Linked DNA regions of Mus musculus: region 1 is linked to region 2. A link is a contact called in ENCODE Hi-C or POLR2A ChIA-PET data. All regions are on one chromosome and are shown on one strand. The core of a region is the stretch at or near the end of the contact, and the rest is flanking DNA. Distances in the headings are between cores, read along the strand shown. Region 1 overlaps Gtf2ird1 (general transcription factor II I repeat domain-containing 1). Region 2 holds the start of Gtf2i (general transcription factor II I).

What was found. A loop is a pair of places that touch in the nucleus more often than their neighbours do. ChIA-PET counts read pairs that join two places held with the same protein, here RNA polymerase II (POLR2A).
Region 1: a loop to region 2 is called in a map of gastrocnemius, with 6 times the contacts of the local background. The contact joins the enhancer-like site here to the promoter of Gtf2i in region 2. A Hi-C loop is called at or near these places in 1 of 37 maps with a recorded cell type or tissue (gastrocnemius). POLR2A ChIA-PET finds 5 or more read pairs at or near these places in 2 of 5 experiments (Patski and embryonic stem cell).

The regions. Positions count from the first base shown.
Region 1 is chr5:134,372,721-134,376,086 of GRCm38, reverse strand. The region is part of intron 22 of Gtf2ird1 (general transcription factor II I repeat domain-containing 1); the gene reads left to right. Among named protein-coding and RNA genes, the nearest start is that of Gm46925, 26 kb to the right of the region's middle. Within about 2 kb of position 1,431, at least 1 of the 3 ENCODE cell types and tissues checked has a DNase peak (open chromatin) inside an H3K27ac peak, as active enhancers do.
Region 2 is chr5:134,313,324-134,316,380 of GRCm38, reverse strand. Gtf2i (general transcription factor II I) reads left to right here and starts at 1,621. Exons shown (of 34, transcript NM_010365.4): 1 at 1,621-1,998.

The sequences.
Region 1 (3,366 bases), core at 182-2,681, 60 kb before region 2:
TTTGGGAGGTACTTGGTATTAGGGGTGGGGGTTTGTGCACAGTTCTGGAAATTCAAAACCTTCATGGGAGACACCTGCCTGGCTCAGGCGCAGGACCAGGGTACTACCCTGCTGTTCCTGCAACTCCCTTTGCGTCTGCCTCCGGTTGATGGAGAAAGGCTGCAGAATCCCTGGTCTTAAGACCCAGAGACCCCGTTGAGATAACATTGGAACCACGGGCTTCACCCAGTCAGTCCCATGACCTCCGGGAGACCTGGCTAACTCAGGAAATGGGGAAAATTGATGGCAAATGTATTTGAATGTTGTCATAGGGTACAGGGAGCTTGGTGGTAATATGTGAGGCATTGGGGAGCTAGGAAGATAACATAGTCTATAAAGTATTTGCTGTGCAAACAAGAGAACCTGAGTTTAATCCCAGGAACCCACATTTAAAAAAATCTGTGTAGGGGTGGATGGGATGGGGGGGGGGGAGAAAACACAGCTGTGCTTTGTGGTGCAGTTTGTAATCCTGTTTGGAGGAGGTGGAGCTTTGCAAATTGCTAGGGCTCACTGAGCAGCCTGCCTGGTCTATTCAGCAAGTTAGCTCCAGGTCAGTGAGAGACCATCTCAAATGAACAAAAGAAAAAAAGCTGAGCATAGTGGCCCACCTGGGAGGCAGAATTTGAGGTTTGCTTGTCTACAAAATGAATTCTAGGACAGCCTGGCGCTACACAGAGAAACATTGTTTCAAAAAACAAAAGCTAGAGAGCTCCTCTGGAATCCCCAGTGAAAGGCTGGTGAGTGGCTCAGTGGTAGAGCCCCTGCCTAGAATCCCCCAGTGAGGGGCTGGGGGCGTGGCTCAGTGGTAGAGCCCCTGCCTAGAATCCCCCAGTGAGGGGCTGGGGGCGTGGCTCAGTGGTAGAGCCCCTGCCTAGAATCCCCCAGGGAGGGGCTGGGGGTGTGGCTCAGTGGTAGAGCCCCTGCCTAGAATCCCCCAGTGAGGGGCTGGGGGCATGGCTAAATCAAGCTTGCTAAGATTTCGTGTATTTCACCAAGCCTGGTTTATGAGGTACTGGGGCTGGAACCAGGGCTTTATGCACTCTAGACAAGAACCTATCAAATCAAGTATATCCTTAGCCCCCAAGACCCCATCTTGAAAAAAAAAAGTAAACAAAACAAACAAAAGAAGCCCCTGGCCTCATTTTTACCTGCTGCAGCAGCTAACTGGGTGGACTCTAGGATCCTGGTGCCCACTGTGGAGAGAGCCCTGGGTGGGACCAGAGGCTGGACCAGAGCTGGCAGTCAGACCATGAGGGAAATGAGTACTTCCTCAGGAAGGAAGCTGGGGACAAGGCAGTACTTGTGAACACAGAGGGCTGCCTTTCCACCAATGAGAGATCCAGAAAGTCCCTTCTTTGGGACTGACCCTAGCTCAGCCTGTCTGCCCTCCACCCCAGCTCTTGAGTTAGTTTGTAAACATGGGCCTCTTGGACCCTGGCTGATGATAGCCTAAAGTCAGACCCTAGCCAGTTGCCACCCCTGACACAAGTGATTATCTAAGCTGATGTCACTGCTGGGTGCTTCTGCTCCTGTCCCTCTGGGGTCCAGGAAGTATGGCTAGACCTCCAGCCTCGGTAGGAACCCAGTATATAAGTCAGCCAATCCCCCTACAGCCCCCATGGCTCTCCCTGGCCTCCAAACGCACTCGTTTTGGGGACAGCGTCCTGATATGTATCCCAGACTGGCCTCAAATTTGTGGCCTTTCTGCCTCAGCTTCCAGAGCGTTGAAGTTACAGTAGTGGGCCACCACTCTGGGATCGGTTACCTTCTCCCAGGAGGAAACATAGACTCAAGAGAGTTGAAGGAAATTTCTCGAAGTCACAGAGCATTTGCCTAGCCTGGCTGAGATTTGAAAGGAAAAGACTTCCCTACTTGCAGGAGCTAAGTTGTACCTTAATGTGCTAAATCTGATTCTGCTGAGTGTCTCTCTGTCGCCCCCTCCTGACCACTAGGTGCAATGACATGGGTCCTATGGTCCTATCTGTAACCTCCCTTTTTTACAAATTCCCAGTTTAAACTGGTTTATTTACTTGATGGATAGGGTTTGATATTAGGATTTTTTACTTATGTTCGTTATGTTTTTTCTAGACAGGGTTTTTCTGTGTAACCCTGGCTTTCTTGGAACTTGTTCTGTTTACCAGGCTGGTCTTGAACTTATAGAGATCTGCTTGTCTCTGGCTCCAGAGTACTAGGATTAAAGTCATGAGCCACTAGCATCTGGTTTTAGAATTTTGAGTGAGTGTGTGCGTGAGTGGGGGGAGTGTGCCTCTGTGTGTGTGTATGTGTGTGTGTGTGTGTGTGTTTATGTACAGAGGCCAGAGAGCAACCCTAGATGTTGGTCCTGTGGAGCTGCCCTATTAAATGTATTATTATTTTTATTTTATTTTATTTTTTTAAAGATAGTATCTCTCACTGGCCTGAAGCTAGGCTGACCAACTAGTCCCAGGCATCCTTCTGTATCTGCCTCTCTGGTGATGGGATTACAATTTCACACTATCGTTCATAACTTTTAATCGAGGGGGTGGGGGAGAGGTAGGGAAAAGAATTGTTTGTGAGTGCAATTCCTTTAGAGACCAGAAGATGTCACCAGATCCCCTGCTGCTGGAGTTTCAGTTTTGAGCTGCCTGGCACAGGCCCTGAGAACTGAACTCAGGTCCTCTCAAAGAACAGTGAGCATTCTAAACCACTGAGCCATCTCTCCAGCCCTAAGCCTTGCTTTAAAAAAAAAAAAAGAATTACTACATAGTGTGTGTATGTGTGTGTGTGTGTGTATGTATACACCCAGGTCTTCAACCTTAGAGGCAGGAAGGTGTTTTTACCATCTGAGCTACTTGGCTGGCTTCAGGCCCTGCTTTTACAGAGGATGTGGGGCTCAGATCTTATGTTTCCAAGCTAAACACTTTACCCACTCAGCTTTTGTCTGTTGTGGTTATTGCTGCTGTGTTTTGGGGGGGGGGGGATTCTTTATCTGTTTGTTTCACCTGCACGTGTTTATGCGCACCATGTGTGCCTGGTGTCTGTGGAGGCCAGAGAACTAGAGATGTAGGTGGTTGTAAGCCACAATGAATGCTGGGAACCGAACCTTGTTCTTTTGCAAGAGCAACCATCGCTCTTGAACCACTGAGCCATCTCTCTACCCCCACCCCAAGCCCAGTTTCTTCTTTTTTAAAAAAATATTTATTTATCTATTTATGTATTTAATGTATTCGAGTACACTGTGGCTGTCTTCAGACACACCAGAAGAGGGCATCAGATCCCATTACAGATGATTAGAGCCACCATGTGGTTGCTGAGAATTGAACTCAGGGGCTCTGGAAAAACAGTCGG
Region 2 (3,057 bases), core at 372-2,871:
CTGGCTGACATGAATTCCCTACTTGGACAGTCTCTTCTCCAGCTCATATCCTCCCAAGTGTTGGAATGTCAGGTGTGCATCCCAGGACCTTGCAGAACTTTCATCCTAAGCATATGTAGGGAAAAAAGTTTGGAGTGATTTAATTTCAGGCATGCATCTTAGAACGTAGCCCCTGCTGCAAAGGAGTAGGACTCCTGTTTCGGTCTTATGGAATCTGGTTAAATATTCCAAAGAGCAGTGAAATCCGGGGGCAAAGAGCAAGTTGTTCTTTTGACAACTTAATGAATAGCCCTGGACAGAGTCGACAGAGTTGAGTCACAATCGGATTAGGAAAGGAAACGAAGGGTGTAAATATTGTTAGGGAAAATCGTAATAAAAACCAAAAAACGTAGGCGGCTTCTCTAATCAGACTGCTTCCCAGGAATCCTTAAAGACTCCGTGGAGTGCAAAGAAATCCAACATGGAGATTGTAGATGAGGCTTTGTGGGTGCGGTTTCATACAAGAAAGTCGACCAGAGAACGCCAATCCTTGAACCCGAATTCAAAGGCAGGGTTTTGGAACTACATCAAAAGAGTGGCTTGCACGGAAAGTTTTCCAGCAAGCGACAAAGAGGCTGGGAGGCTGGAAAAAGCCTTGTGGCCGCCACCTACCGAGAAGCAACGGGTGGGGGAGGGCGCCCGAATATTCGGCGGACATAAGCGGTGGGAAGGAAAAAAAAGAAAAAAGAAAAAGGAAAAAACAAACGAACAAACACCACAAATTCACCCAATTCTGTCCTTTGCATTAACAGCTAAGTTCTTCAGACTCGGGCTTTTTTAACTTTTGCATTTAACTTAGATGAACAGTTAGTTGATACTCTTCGAAAGTCATTGATCTTATGAAGTAGTTGAGAAAAATAAATATAATGGCCGGAGGAGGGTCTTAAGTTTACTTTCTTTGTAGCTGTGGGGACGATCAGGATTTCTTCAATTCTCCTTCTAAATGTGGAGCTGTGTAAAGACTCGAAGAGAGAAGAAATGGAAATCACGAGTTCCTCACCCCCTCCCATCCGTTGCCTGTCCCAAGTTTGGGCAAGTCCACTCTGGTTGCTTCTAAAGCCAGCTTTGAAAACATTGAGTTCTTTGTGTCCCGGAGCTGGGGGGACCTCCCTCTGCAAATCAGGCGACAGGCCAGCCCCGGGGCTCCCCTGGCCTTTGCAATGTCCCTAACTTTGCAATTTGCAAAGGGATGTTGGTAGCAAAGAGTTATTTAAGTGGAAGTTGTGGCCTGCTGGAGAAGGAAGGGGGGGGACACTAAGTTCTAGGTCTCACCCCACTCCCCTCCCCCATCCGGGCGGCCGCGCAGGCCCCAGGTGCAGCCATGTTCTCGCTCCCACCACCCGCGCGCTTCCATTGACAGTCCAAGCCGGAGAGGGCCGGGCGCCGCGGCGCTTCGCCTCGGCCTAGAGGGGGGCGGTGGGGAGAGAATCAGGGTTCATGCCGCAAGGCTGTCTGGGAGTTATAGTTCGGGGTACCCACCCGTTGCGTAGGTGAGCGCGGGTTCAGAACTACAACTCCCGGTGGGCGGTGCTGCTTGTGCGCACGCGCAGCGGCACCTTCGAGGAACAAAAAAAAAAAAAAAAAAAAAAAAAGGCAAAAAAAAAAAAAGGGGGAAAAAAAAGGAGGAGGAGGAGGGTGAGAGATAAGCTGGGAGAGCAGAGAAAAGGGGGCACCGGCGGCCCCCCCGCTTCCCTGCACGCGCTTGCCGCCCGCCTGCCGCGGTTATCCCTGGGCTTCGTCCCTGTTCCCCCCCCCCCCCCCCGGCGTCTGGCGACCCAGCGTGGAGCGAGGCCCCGCCGGGGGCGGCCATGCGGCGGTGACAGGAGCACGGCCGAGACGCACGGGCCCCCCTCGCCCTCTCACCTCCACCCCGTTCGCCAGCTCGCCGAGGCCCCTCCGGCCTACACTCGCTTGCTGTCCGCATCCCCCCCTCCCCGACCCTCCCCGGCTGCTCTTCGGGTGAGTCCCTGTCGCCTCAGATCGTCCCCTTTCCCTCGAGTGTCCCCTCCGTCGTCCCCCTCTGCCTCGGGGTGCCATGGCGAACAGGGGCGTCTTTATTCGACACTCTGCCCCCGTCGGGAGTGTGTGCACCGACTCGGGCGTGAGAGTTGGGGTCGCTTGGCGCGCTGCGAGTGGCAAGGGGACAACTTCGGGGTGAGGAAGCGGACGCGCTGTGACCCCCCCCAAAGTCCACTCTACTTGGGGGCCTTGGCAGCGGACGCGACGCGGCTTTTTTGGGGGGATGGGGCGGCTGGTGGTGGGGGGAGACGACAGTTGCACGCGCACACCCGTGGTGCGTGGGGGAGGACTCGCGGCGTTCCGCGCCTGCGTACATTGTATCCAGACGCGTGGACGGTGGTCGGGGGACTGGGTTGGGGGTGTTTGAGAGGGATGGTCTCGCGCGAGCAGCCCCCCGCGCGTGAACGAGCGGACGAGTTAGCGTACCCCGGCGGGGCCGCGCAGCCCTGCTCCTTCGCTCCTGATTGGCTGGGAGGGCTCGCTCGGGGACGCGCGCGCGGGCGCGCGGGGTGCCACGGCCCCTCCTGAGCCCCGTGGGGTCGCGCTCGGGTTCGCTGTGTGAGCGTTTGTGTGTGTGTGTATATGTTTGTATGTGTGTGTGTGTGTGTCGGGTTCGCTATGAGAGCGTGTGTGTGTGTGTGTGTCCGTGTGTCCAGGGCTTGCGGAGCTTAGGGCAGCAGGCTGCGTGCGATTGGCCGGCGGGCACCGTGGGGGCGGGGCGTCGGTGCCTGGTAACTGCGGTGGGGGCCCCCGGCAGGGGGGCGGGAGCCACCAGGCTTGGAAGCCAGTGCCCGCCCTGGCTGTCCGGTGCTCCGCCCTGCTCCCAGGTGGAGCCCAGCCGTGGGCTTTGTCCGGAGCTGGTCGCTTGCAGGTCCCTCGGGGCCAGGACTTTTTTTGGGGGTGGGGGCGTTAGGGAGGAGGAGATGGAAATAAACACAATGACCGGAAGGAAGACTTTAGCCTTGAGGCTATGAAAATAATCAGTCTGGCTTGGGCAAG